2 separate regions of the Homo sapiens genome follow, and region 1 is linked to region 2. The links are chromatin contacts, found by Hi-C in ENCODE. All regions are on one chromosome and are shown on one strand. Each heading gives the region's core, a stretch centred on a gene start or an enhancer-like site at or near the end of the contact. The rest is flanking DNA. Distances are from core to core; before and after follow the strand shown.

The links. Hi-C counts contacts between places; a loop is a spot of excess contacts on that map. Pooled maps may share reads with other maps.
Region 1: a map of CD4-positive, alpha-beta T cell shows a loop between it and region 2 (6-fold over the local background). The contact joins the promoter of LINC02846 here to the enhancer-like site in region 2. A Hi-C loop is called at or near these places in 1 of 168 maps with a recorded cell type or tissue (CD4-positive, alpha-beta T cell), 2 of 37 single-sample maps with no recorded cell type and 6 of 50 pooled maps.

Annotation. Positions count from the first base shown.
Region 1 is chr9:136,104,041-136,110,685 of GRCh38, reverse strand. It overlaps LINC02846 (long intergenic non-protein coding RNA 2846), which reads left to right and starts at 1,250. Exons shown (of 2, transcript NR_189286.1): 1 at 1,250-1,321; 2 at 1,867-2,837. RefSeq lists enhancers at 1-65, 1-151, 466-575, 152-763, 1,086-1,135 and 3 more and silencers at 866-1,055, 3,464-3,563.
Region 2 is chr9:133,142,060-133,148,806 of GRCh38, reverse strand. It overlaps a transcript of RALGDS not described here. Among named protein-coding and RNA genes, the nearest start is that of GBGT1, 18 kb to the left of the region's middle. RefSeq lists silencers at 4,042-4,161, 4,192-4,291 and enhancers at 4,438-4,997, 5,450-5,539, 5,590-5,719, 6,119-6,168, 6,219-6,498. Within about 2 kb of position 4,351, at least 27 of the 41 ENCODE cell types and tissues checked have a DNase peak (open chromatin) inside an H3K27ac peak, as active enhancers do; they include CD4-positive, alpha-beta T cell, where a contact is called at or near this core.

The DNA of each region.
Region 1 (6,645 bases), core at 1-2,500, 3.0 Mb before region 2:
CTGTTGCTGAAAAGTGGAATCCAAGCTGAGGAGCCAGCAGAGGGCAGGCAGTGGCTGGAAGGGGGTGGTGCTGGGGATTTCAAGATCTAAGATGCTCGGTCAAGATGGGCCACGTGCTGTCCCATCCCCAGCACAGGGTGGCCTCGGAAGGCTGCCCCGTCAGAGCCCCCATGTGCAGCCTCCACAGGCAAAACCACCCCAAACGCACACACACAGGAATGTCCTCCACCTCCCGCCCCTCCGCAGGGGGCAGGACAGGACAGCAGGGGCTGAGGGGGAAGGTGCCCGGCTCCAAACACAGCCCCCAGCAGGAAGGACGGCAGGGCCAGGCGCGGCCCCCACTCCAGACCAGAGCATGACTCCCCCGGTGCCGCTGCGTCGATGGTGATATTGATGCTCCGTGATCTTGGAAGGGCCTGTCCCCTCCAGCGTGCGATCGGAGGAGGGCGCGGGCCCTGGCAGTGCTGTGAGTGCTGATTCAGCGTTTTCTGGGGGAGACAAACGTGCTTCGATCTGCAGAGGCCAGTGCGTTTCTCTTCTTCCTTATGGGTCTCCTTTGGAAAGGGCCCCTCTCTGCCCAGGCCCTCCCTGCAGGCCTCCGCTCATGCCCTCGGAGGCGGGGGCTGCCCTGCACCCAGCCCCGGTGAGCCGCACTTCCCATGCAGCAGGCTGCAGAGGCCGCAGTCCAGAAACACCCCCCACCCCACCGCCTGGCGCGCCTCCTGACGGTTCCCAAAAGAGAGAGCGCCCCGCCGCACCAGCATCCTTGCCCAGGCGGGGCCGTCCGGGTGCAGCTGATTCAGCGGCTCCTGGCCCGGCGCCCCTCCCCCAGCCCAGCTGGGCAGCGTGCCCGGGCATGCCGGCAGCTGTGTCACACGGGCTCTGGCAGGGCTGCTGTGGCGCGCACTGCGCCTGGGGGCGGGGTTGCAGGCTGCTGCGGCGGGCGGGCTGCCAGGCGCCCCCTCCCTGCGGGGCCGCTCCCCTTCCGTGCAGTCCTTGTATGGCCTCCTGCAGAGGAGAGGCCCCGTGGGAGGCGGAAGGCAGAGCTGGGTCTTGGTGCTCCTGGGCTACCGTCAGCCCCCAGGAAATAATCACATCCCAAAGCCCCGTCAGCGGATCCACCGCCACATCCAGAGTCTCCCCATAGCCCGGGTCGGGGCCGCGTTCCTCCATCTCAGGCCAGCCCTGCTGGGGCCACCTGCCGTCCTGACCTGGGCGGAGACTGGAAGGGGCAGGTGGGGCGGGGCCCAAGAGTCCTACCCGACTAATGGGGACAGCCGGAGCCAAGGGGCTCTCAGGGCAGCAGGAGGGCCATGCAGGGGTGAGCCACAGCCCCCAGGGCCCCTCCTGCCAGCTTCGCTGCGCCCATGAGCTTGGGTTTGCCTCTAGCTGAGGGCATGGGGCAGGCCTGGGGAGCCGGTAGGCGCTGACCCAGCGGTGACCCGGGCCCAGGGGAGGAGGGCGCCGGCTCTATTTGGGAAGGGGCTTCGTAAAGGGGCTTGGTTAATTTATGGGAGAACCTCGGTGTCCCCGCCCTGTGAGGGCTGTGGGCGTGGGGTAAATGCAGGGCGGGGAGGGGAGAGGGGTCAGGGCTGAGGAGGAGAAGCAGGGGCAGGAGGCAGGGCGGGGAGGGCAGAGGGGTCAGGGCTGAGGAGGAGAAGCAGGGGCAGGAGCGGTGAGGAAGAGGGGCATTTGGTCGAGGTTGGGTCAGGTAAGGACACGGTGGTAGGCAAAGGCCAGGGGGCAGGTGGGGTGCCTGGGAGGTCCGTGGTCAGAGGATGGGTGCTGGTGGGGCCTGGAGATGGCGGTGCTGCCTCCACCCTCCTGAGCCTGGAGGCCTGACAATTGCATCCGAAAAATCCACAGCCACCATCGTGTCAGCAGCACGTTGACCATGGCTCACGACATGGGGACGGGCATTCTTGCCGCTTCCTCAGAATATTAACGACGGTCCCAGCAGAATGCTGTATGAATATTCATATGGAGCTCAATCAAGCCTGGGCTGGCGGATGGCACAGGGAGAGGCGCCGTGACAGGCTGGGCCCGGGTCCCAGTGGGCACACCTTGGCAGGGTGTGGCCGTAAGTCTCCGCCAGCTCCAGCCAGGATCTGCCTCCCTCGGGATGGGACAGGCCTGGGCCTGTTGTATGGCCACAGGCAGAAGAGGCCGATGAGTGACATGACATCACCACTTAGTGACTGCCCTCGTCCTGGGAGCCCAGATGCTGGGGCGGGGCTCCTTCCTGAAAGACCCAGAGAAGTTCATCTCAGGTTTAATGGGGGCACTGCTGCCTCAGAAGCCAGGCAGTGGGTGGTGAGGTCCCTGTCCTCACTGGGGTCTGCAGCCGAGGAGGACTGGCCACCGAGGCCCAGGCCAGGCACAGGGATGCTGGGTGGCCATGGCCAGTCCTCCCGGGAGCCCCTAGCACCTTGGGCCTGCCCCCAGCTCTCACGCCGGGAGAGGTTTTTTCCCACTCCGGTGGCCGACGCCCTGGTGAAGGGATTCGCAGAACGGGAGCACATGGATTTCCAGTTCTTCCCAGCGGGCGCACGTAGGCCGGCACCCTCTCTCTCGTCTTTGGGCAGAACTCGAGTGCTGCTAGACCCTTGGCCCCGCTCACTGCGCTGGGCCGCACTGCACCCATTTCCTCCCAGCAAGGGCGGTCCCTGGACTCCTCTGACCTGAACTGCTTCCGAGTTTGCTTCTCAGAACCAAGAGGGGCTGGCTCTGCGCCCTGCCTACCTGTCCAGGGGTGGGGGCTGCCCTTTGAAGCTATCAATCTGGGTTTTAAGTGTGGATTCATTATTGACAACACCATGACGTTATGCTGACATGAATTATTTGTATGTTTTTCAAATTGTGCTGTGATAACCCTGGCTGTCTTCCTGCTCCCATAGTGGATAAAAGCGTCCGAAAGAATGCCGCCATCTCTCTTCTCCCCACAGCCTGGAGCTGGGCCAACCGGAACTCAGCCACCACCTGTGCTCGGTGCAGCCTGGTTTGACCCCCACCCTCCTCCACCTGGCTGGGGTGCGTGCCTGGCACATGTATGTGTGCACGTATGTGCGTGTGGGGGTGTGGCATTTGTGTGCCCAAGTGTTTTCTGCTGTCGTGTCTCACGTCCTGGCTCTGCCGCCCTCCACATCCATGGCTCCTTCCCGTGCTCCCTCAGATGGTCCCCCAAAGAACGGAGGGACTCCGGCCCCTTGAGGAACAGGGAAGCCCCTGCCTGGGTAGCCACTGGCAGGTGAGTCCTGTGTTCCTGCCGAGAAAAAGTCTGCTTTCAAACGCGGATGGGCAAGCACTCCCTTTGCGGTCGCCGCGCTTGGGGTCGCCGGTTGCTGGGCTGATTGGCAGGAAGAGGTGCGGCTCCCCGGCCCCTCGTGAGGCTGTGCAGCCATCTGCCCCTCTCCAGGCCCAGCTCTTCCTGTGAGATAAGGGGGCGGGAACCCAGGGAGGCTGGGCCTACAGCGTGCAGTGAGGTGAGGTGCTGGACTAGCTGTTCTCAGGTCACCCCCAGGGAAAGCCCTAGGCCCGCATTCTGTCCCCAGGTGGGAAGTTCAGGGAGAAGGAACCAGGGCTGGGGTTGGACTCAGGGCGGGGGGCGGGGGGGCGGGGCTCACGATGTCACCTGTGGCACGGCTGCCGCAGTGGGCCAGGGAGCTCCAGATTCCCTGGGTCACCGTCTTACCAGGGCCTGGGTTGGGGCCTGGGTCGGGGCCATGGGATTGCAGAAGCAGCACTGGAGGCTGGTGCCCTGTTCCTTCCACCAAAACTGGGCAGACCCTCTCCTCAAGGGAAGGTGCCGGGGGCTGGCTGCAGGCCCTGCCTGAGGCAGATCTGATGACCTTGGGCCAGGAAGACAAGGCCATTTGTGGCCCAAACCCTTTCCTGGGGCTTATTCTCAAGGATGTATCCTGGTGGGGGCTGTCTCCAGGGGTCGGTCTGTAGAAGGATGCTAGACCCTCTCTGGGAGCTCCGAGCCTAACACGAACAAACAAAAGAACAGGTTGCTGCCCCACGGGTTCCTGGGGCTGGGTGCAGAGCAAGCCTTCACATTCACTTTCTGAATGACTGTGCCAAGGGCCAGCTGAGGCCCCCACGAGTACGTCTTCCGGGCAGGATGTCCCTCGAGAGCTGTGCTTGCCTCTCACCAACTTAGAACTAACCCCACTCCCAGGCTGGGCACGGTGGCTCACACCTGTAATCCCAGCACTTTGGGAGGCCGAGGTGGGCGGATCACTTGAGGTCCGGAGTTCGAGACCAGCCTGGCCAACATGGTGAAACCCCGAATCTACTAAAAATACAAAAATTAGCTGGGCGTGGTGGCAGGCGCCTGTAATCCCAGCTACTCGGGAGGGTGAGGCAGGAGAATCGCTTGAATCTGGGAGGTGGAGGTTGCAGTGAGCCGAGATCTCACCACTGCATTCCAGCCCGGGGGACAGAGCAAGACTCCATCTCAAAAACAAACAAACAAAAAAGCCAACTACCCCCCGGCCCCCCCAATACACCCCGGAAAAGCAGCCCTGCTGTTTGGAATCTGACCCCTTAAAGTCCTTCTGTCTGTCCTATCTGGGAGCCTCTAGATGCTGCCAAAGGCTTTCCCAAGCCCAGCTCTCACATGTTTCCTGCAAAGGACAGTGGCTGTCCCCTGAGCCTGACTTGGCCAAGGGGCTCTGCCGTGCCTCCCGGGAGGAGGTGAGTCACTGCAGCCGCCCGACCCTCAGCCTTCTCTGGAGCAGGAGGCAGCAGCTGCTTTACAGCTGCATAAAACATTAGAGGGAAATTTAGGACAAAAGAGGAAGACGATTAGAGCATCCAATTTAAACCGAGGGAGGGCATACGGAACCCAAAACGGCACTGCCCTAATTCAGGAGCAGAGGGAGGCACGGGCTCTGCAACCGCTGACAAGAACCAAAATACTCACCCAGTTTTCTTCTGCAAAAGAGACCCAAAGTTGCCTGACAAGATGCCCACAGATGTCCCAGGCCCTGCGGGAGCCGACCTCCTCCCCAGGGGATGATGCAGCCCGCTCCGTGCCCATGCCAGCTGGCCAAGGGCACAGCAGATGCCCCAGGTCACCATCCTTCCAGGGACCTGGCTCAGAGCCATGGGATGTTCTGTTCTTTCCGCCAAGACTCTGTGGGCACCGCTGTGGCAGGCCAGAGCAAGGCTGAGAAGTGGCCGGGAAGGAGCCACATCCAACTGTGCAGGCAGCTCCCCCCAGCTCCCTCCCTGCTCTCTGCTCTCCCTGGACCAACTGGCCCAGCCTAAGGCTGTGCAGGGACTGGACAGCAGGGTCTGACCCCAGCCTTCCTGGGCCTGGGGCACAACACTCTTGCTTTCGGGTCAGCATCTGCAATGGTGCTTCCTCCTGGGGACAGGGGTGTGGCCCCCTTGGCTGGTCAACTCTGCTGTGTCCCTTGGCTCTTGCTGTCCACTGGAGAAGATGGTCCCAGGGAAGCAGAGGCTGCCCAGAGACGGGGGCTTTCCGTGTGGGGCTTTCGGTATGGGGCCAGATGAGCAGGTCTCTTATCTCCAGACCAGCCTTCAGCAACTTCCAGCTGCGAGATGAGGGCACCCAGTCCTCACTTTAACCACAGGACCACAGAGACGAGGGGAAAAGCAAAACAAGGGAGGCCAATGGTTTGGGAACCCTGGCTCTGCCCTCAGGAGCACACTGGGCCTGCCTGCCGGGTTGGTCTGTAAGCCAGTGAGCACTCCCCACCCACCCCACCATGCACCCAGCATCTGAGCTGCCAGGGTCCCCTTTGACCCCCGCAGTGCAGGTGTGCTGGCACCATCGGCCAGATCCACTGTACTGGGCCCTGGCTTAGCCTCTAGTGGAGTGGGGTCTACCAAATGACAATAGGCCAGGGCCGGAGAAACTGAGGAAAGTGAGACCCTCTCAGTGGGGCAGAGCTGCAGGCCCACCCAGATGCTGCTTTCTTGGGGGGATTTAGGAATCTCTGAAGCAAATGCATGCTTCAGTTACAGACTAGTGCTTGAGCATAGCAGGACTTGAAATGGACAGGCATTCCTGCCCTGGTCCTGGTAAGGTGAATTAGCATAATAAAAGCAAATGTGCTCTGCCCAGGGTTTTTGGAAGTGAGGTGGTTTATGTGATCTTCAGCTGCCTGTTCCGTCCTTCAGCTTGTATGTAAGAAGCACCAGGAAACACCCTCCCCCATGGACACTAAAGCAGGGGCCGTTCTGTCACGGAGCAGCCACCTCCAGATGGCTGTGCACCTGCACACCTGCTGGCACGCCCTGCCCGGAGCCAGGTGAGCTCTCTGTATCTGGAGAAGCCCTGGGCTTGCATGGGCAGGCTGCAGGGGTGGAGGGGGGGGCGACCTGCAGGGTGGGGTGGGACACCAGTGCTCTCTCTCTCCTGAGATCACATTCCTGGGCATCCGGCATGAAGGTCACAGAAACGGGCAGTGTTTGGCTGCACTTGCTGGGGGCTCAGGGGCTGCTCTAGCAGCAGCAGGGCAGTGCGCCGAGCCCAGCGTCCGGGCAGGCGCTCAGCAGGGTGGCTTCCTGGCCCATCGTTGTTACTAGGGAATTGAAGCCCAAGTCCCTGGCGACGCCCCGCTTCCCCATCCCTCCACTGCACAGAGGCACTCCGGATTGCTCTGGGGTGCA
Region 2 (6,747 bases), core at 3,102-5,601:
CTGAGGACAGGAGAGGGGCAGGGACTCGCCCGGGGCACACGAAGTTGGCGGAGTCCAGAGATGAAGGGAGGGTTCCGGCCTCTTAGGCCAGGAAGGGCTCGGCTCACCCTTCCCGTGGGGTTTGCTTTGGGAATGACAGCCTCTAAGATCCTGGGGACCCCTGCCCATCTCCCATGTGGGCTCATTTGCCTGGGCTTCTCCGCGCACGTACAGGCGCAGGCCTGCGCATACATGCTCACACACACGCAGACACACACACCACACACTTCCTGGGGCTCAGAGTAGGACGGGACGCTGGGGAAGTGACTGGGGGAAAGAAGAAAGAGGGCGGGGGCTACTCTGCCACGGGCAGGGGCATCCAGTACCCAGCAACATGCCTGGGGCCATGGCACGGGGTGGGGGGCAAGGGGAGGACACGCCAGCTTGATGGGCGGGGATTCTCCAAGGTTCCCAGGATCTGTCTGGGCTGGGGCAGCCTGGAGAGGACAGATTGTGGGGTTCTGTGTTCACCGCTGTGATCACCTGGAAGCAGGAAAAGACCCCTTCAGTGTGGACGGGGCTGTAGGAAAGGAAGCCTCAAATTCCTGCTCTATAAATTGGAATGTTTGGCCTGGGTGACTCCAAGGGTCCCACAGGCTCGTAGACGTGTCTGTCGGCCTTAGGTCTCCACTGGGGATGCCCCCACTACCCACCGAGGTCTGTGGAAAATGCCTTCTTCTTGGAGGTTCTTCTGAGCAAGAGAAGCCGGGGGGGCTGAAGGGCTGAGGGCCTGGGGTGGTGCAGAGCGTGGCCAAGCACTGGACAACTCTTGTGGGACAAGACTGTCCTTGTTGGAGCCTCAGGGTTCTTATTTGGAAGTGGGGCCAGAGCCGTTGCCCTGGTTGGAGTGAGGAGGCCTCACGAGTGAACTGGACACCCCAGGACCAGCAGAGGGAAAGAGGGGAGCAAATGAAGCTTCTGAGGCGCCTTGAATTACCCCTGGAGCCTGCAGGTTCTGCTCCTTTGACCCCCTGGGACTCAGGAGAGCTGCTACCTTGACAACACCCAAACAAAGGTGTGTGTTTTGTTTTCTGGGTTTTCTGCCTGAGGCTGCTGCTGCTGTGCTAGTGCCGGCCACCAGGGGGAGGCAGTGCCCACTGTACTCATTGGAGCAACTGGAGTCAGGGAGAGCCCGGCAGGGTCCCTCTGGGGGACCCCGGCCTCTACCCAATGCACACCCCCCATTACTAGCATCCCTCTCCACAATGTTAGCTGCTCAGAGGCGGGAGGGGGCTCCAAGAGCTTCCTCTTTCCCTTCAGCAGGTGTGCCCAAGCACTCACCCTGGGTTGTGGGGGGGCAGCGTTGGGCTTGGGTGTGGCTCTGAAAGTGACCCAGGGGGGCCTGCCCTCCAGAGCTGGCAGTCTGGAGGGGGCGATGGACAGGGCACAAAAGCAAACAGGCACAGAAAGGAAAAAGCAGTGCTGCAGCGAAAATAATGCCGGGGCTGCCATGGAGGGCTGGGGCCTGCTGGGTGGGGATCTGAGAGGTCTCGCTAAGGGGACATCTGTGCTGTGACCAGAAGACAAAGCATGGGCCAGCCCTGCACGAGTCTGGACAGTGTGATGGAGAAGGCTCAGCAGGCAGGGCTGGGAGGCAGAAATGAGTTTGGCCAGAGAGGAGTGAGAAAGGAGGCCAGTGTGGCCCAAGTGAGCTGGGGGTGGGAGGGGCAGCCCAGGGGCCTGTGGACAGCTATGTGACAACACTACCCTAATGTACAGCTTCCAGCAACAGACATTGATCATCACACAGTTTCTGTGGACCCAGATCCAGGGCAGCTCAGCTGGGTGCCTCTGCCCCCAGGTCTCAAGGGAGGCTGGGACTGGGGTCTCATCCATGGCTGGACTGGGCAGGACCCGCCCCCAGGCCATTCTCATGTTATTGGCAGGATTCAGTTTTGACTGAGGGCATCAGTTCTTCTGTGACTGTTGGTGGGGGCCCTCCCTTGGTTCACTGCCATGTGGGTCTCTCTGTAGGGCAGGCAGCTCACGGCATCAGAACTCACTTCCCCAGAGTGAGGGGTGAAGGTGGGGAGGAAAACAAGAGCAAACAAGCAAGACAGAAGTCATAGTTTTTTGTAAATCTTGGAAGTGACCTCACATCACCTGTGCTGTGTTCTGTTGGTGAGAAGCCAGTCACTAAATCCAATCACCCTCGGAGGAAGGGGATCACTCAGCAACTTATGTACCAGGAGGCAGGGATCTCTGGGGCCAGTGTGGAGGCTGCCTGGGACAGTGTCTGAGAGGAGGCAGTCAGGCCTGATTCTAAACATAACGGAGGCTGGGCGCGGTGGCTCACACCTGTAATCTCAGCATTTTGGGAGGCCGAGGCGGGTGGATCACCTGAGGTCAGGAGTTCAACACCAGCCTGGCCAACGTGGTGAAACCCCGTCTCTACAAAAAAGAAATACAAAAATTAGCTGGGTGTCTCGGCAGGTGCCTATAATCCCAGCTACTCCGGAGGCTGAGGCAGGAAAATCACTTGAACCTGGGAGGTGATGAGTGCAGTGAGCCAAGATCATGCCACTGCACTCCAGCCTGGGCGACGGAGCCAGACCCTGTCTCAATAAACAAACGAACAAACAAACAAACAAACATCATGGGAGCCATTGGAAGGTGTTCCCATTGGAAGATGCTCCCATATGCCACAGGGGGCCGATATCTGATTTTTGCTTCATTTTCAACCCGTTCATGGTGCAAATGAGGAAACCAGACCAAGAAGGGAGTGACTTTCCCCAGATCACAGCACCAGTGCCCAGCCTGTCCGACTTGTATTCCGGGCTGTGTCTCGCCCCTGTGAGAAGTTTCTTTCCTCACAGTTGTAAAGGCCAGAGGTCCAAAATCCAGGGGTCAGCAGGACCCTGCAGTCTCTGAAGGCCCTTTTCCTTCCTAATCCTTCCATCTCTAAGTCTGTGAGGCAGCTAACAGGTTTTGTAGTATTGTCTCACATTAGCGTGGTGATGTCCCCAGGAAGTAGACGTTAGAACCATCCCCATTGTGCAGGTCAGGAGACTGGGGAGGCCCTGAAAGGCACAATGGCTAGTTTGGGGTCACAGAACTGGCAAGAGGCAGGAGCTTGGTGACCCAGATGGCTTCCCCTCTCTGAGCCTCAGGGGCTGGGAGCATGAGAACACACTGGTTGGCTGTCCCAGCTCCCAGGGTGGCTGTGAGTACCTGGAAGTGCCCCTTGTCTCCCCTCACACATCTGCCATCACTCTCCCCATTTCCTTAACCCCCAGCACTGCTGCCACTTGATTTTTACGAACATCTGAATATGACGAACATACAGATTTTTACGAACATCTGAATATGACGAAGTAGCAAAGGTGGATATTCACTCATTCATTTCGTATCTGTCTCCTGGGCCCAGGCCATGCCGGGGCGGGGGGTGGGGGTAACAAGAATCCGGGGAGTTGCCAGGGGAAGGGGAAGTGCTCATCTGGGGAGTGCGTGGGCACAGAGAGATTCCAGAAGGAGGTGTCCTGTGGTCGTGGTTGATTCGTGGAGGGGAGGTGTGGTGATGGCACAGAGGGTGATGACTGGGACCAGTGTCTATCGGGTCAGCTTCCTGGGCTGCTGTCACAAAGTGCTGGGTGGCTCAACACAACAGAAATGTATTCTCTCACAGTTCTAAAGGCCAGAAGTCCAAAATCCAGGGGTCAGCAAGGCCATGCTGTCTCTGAAGGTTCTAGGAGAGGATACTTCCTTGCATCTTCCAACCTCTGGTGGCTGCCAGTTTCCTTGGCATTCGTTCCTGGTTTTGTAGACGTGTGACTGCAAACTGTGCCTTCATCAGTTCGTGTCTGTCCGCCTGTGCGTGTCTGTCCAATTTTCCCTGTTATCATAAGGATAGCAGTCATTGGATTAAGGCCCACCCTAATCCAGTATGACCTCATCCGGATTCTATCCGCACAGACCCTATTTCCAAATAAGATCTCATTCACGGGTACCAGAGATCTTTTTGTTCAGGGACACAGTTCAACCCGTAACAGGAGTATTGGGAATGATCCCCCTCCCAAAGGCCGGGTACCCGCGTGCCTACGGGGACTAGGGGAGCAGCGGGGAGTCGGAAGACATCGCAGGAACCCAGCCCCCAGCCAGGGGGTGTGGGGGCGTGAGCGGAGCCCGCCTGCTCCTCAGCTTGGCGCGCTCTGGCGGCAGCACCAGCAGGTGGCGCTGTGCCCTCCCGTGCGGCCGCCCAGCCCGGCGCGGAGCTGCCGCAGACAAAGGTCTCGCTTTCGGGTCGCGAGGAGCTTGCGCACAGCTGTAAACAGGCCAGGGGCACGGCCACCTCATGGGTGACACACACGGGAGGAAATCAAACCAGGCGGGGCCGAGGCGGGGTGACTGGGTGGCGACTTTGCGTCGGAGGCCGGCGGGGGGCGGAGGAGGAGGTGACAGGGGTGGCGAGGAGGACCATGGTTTGCAGACCGTGGTGTCAGCGGGGCGGAAAGGAAGGCAGGGAGGAGGGATAGGGGACCTGCGAGGCTGCAGGGGCCAGGAGTTTGCCTTTCGTTTGGTTCCTCGCCTGCAAGCTGAGCCGGCCTTTCTCAGGCCTCTCCAGAGGCCGTGCGGCTGATGACACTGCGGTTTGCAGATAGCTCTCCTGTTACTGCAGGCCCAGGTCTGCGGGTGCTCGGAAGGCAGCCCTGGGCACGGGTGGGCTGTCTGTGCAGATAGAGACTTGAGGGGTCCTTCCCCCCAACCCCAGCCCCAGACCCTGCCTCAGGGGAGCTGGGATGCCTGAGGTGGTCCTGCTGCTCCTGGTGGGGGTCAGCACAGCCCCTCAGAGGCGCCTTTGATATACAAAGGGGCGAGGCAGTGTGGGGCTGAGGAGCAGGGGTCAGGTCCCCGCCATGGAGCTGCTCACATGGCATCAGCGAAAGGGAGCGGAGTGCACAGCGGGCCGCTGGCCCAGGAGTGGAATGAGTGGAAGCCATTCCTTTATTTTATTATTATTATTATTATTATTATTATTATTATTGTTGTTGTTGTTGTTATTATTATTATTATTATTATTATTATTATTATTGAGACAGGGTCTTGCTCTGTGGCCCAGGCTGCAGTGCAGGGGCCAGATCACGGCTCACTGCGTCCTCGACCTCCTGGGCTCAGACCTCCAGAGTAGCTGGGGCGGCAGGTGCACGCCAACACTCCCAGCTAATTTTTGGATTTTTTTTGTAGAAACAGTTTCACCATGTTGCCCAGGCTGGTCTCAAACACCTGGGCTCAAGGGATTCCCCCCGCCTCGGCCTCCCAAACTGCTAGGATTAAAGGCTTGAGACACTGCATCCAGCAAGAGGCCATTTCTTACTGTCACCTCCCTACCCGCACAAGGCCCTCCCACCACCTCCTCGCTCACCGAGCTACCAGGCCCGCCCCTGAGGCTGCTGGTCCTTGACAGTTGGTTCAGCGATTGATTCACACAGCAGATACTGGCCTCTGTACACCTGGCTGGCGCTGGGTGCCTGGCCTGTGGGAAGCACCCTGGCTTCTGTGGAAGGCTCAGGGGTATGGGGCAGACAGATCTTGTGGAGAAGGCATGGGCTGCGAGCCTGGGGACCTGGATTCAGTGGCCACTCTGCCATCAGTGGCGTGGTCAGTCACCATTGCACGCTAGCCACAGGACTATTCTCCACAGAGTCCTTCCCTCTGTCCCCTGCTGCAGAGGTGCCTGGTGATGACAGCCAGCCTGTAGGCCTTGTGCTAAAGTGTCCCTTGTATCTGCTCAGCACTCTGCAAGATAAGTGCCACTGCCATCCTCACTTCCAGGTGGGGAAACTGAGGCACTGGAAGGGGAAGGAACTCCCACAGCTAGGTAGTGGCAGCTTGGCAATGGCGCCTCCCCGTGTGCACACAAGCCTGGGAAGGGCCAGGCACCAGGACCACATTCCTTCCAATTACAGTGGCCTTCCAACGGTCAGGGCTGGGCCCGGCTGCTGGGCAGGGCGGGGCTGGGAGGCCCTAGGCCCCAAGTGGTGGTTAATGGCGGCAAGGAGACATAAACAGAGCTAATGAGCCCCTTTCATCGTCTCCCTGCTCTAATGAAGGCCTTGGACTCTGGGCTTTGCATTTTGGGGGTTCTTGATTCTGGAGCCTCAAAGAGTCTTAGGGCCAGGGGTATGTGGGCCCCCCCATAGGGGTGGGGTGTGAGCTTATGGACTCCCAGTGTCCCCTCCCAGGGCAGCCAAGCCAGGGTGAGGAAGTGGAGAGGAAAGGGAACGGGAAGCATTGTGGCATCCCCCTAAGAATGACAAGCCCCAGAAAAAAGGGAGTGTTCCCGTGGCAACCCAGAGCAGTTGCTTGGCAACTGCTGGCCCCCAAAATACTTGCCTGCAGGAAGGCTCCGGGCTGGGGCTTTCCGATGGGCTTTCCGATGGCTCACTTCCAACCCCCACCAGCGCACACCCACCCCTGGCCCAAAAAGAAGACTCTGAGGCTGAAAGAGAAAATGCAGAGACCAGGGTCCAGGACCTTCATTAGAGCCTGGGGAGGAAGGGGCCTGACCTGCTGAGTTTCCTCAGATACTTCTCATGGCCCTCCACCCTGACACAGGACCCAGTAGACTCTGCCCCTGGATCCTTCCTGAGGGACACCCCAGTCCACTCCCCCCTCCCCATCTCCCCACTCTGCCAGCCACCCGGCATCAAGCCAGTCCCCTAGCAACAGAGGCCGCTTCCTGGATACCTGAGTGAGAGTTGACAGTGGCAG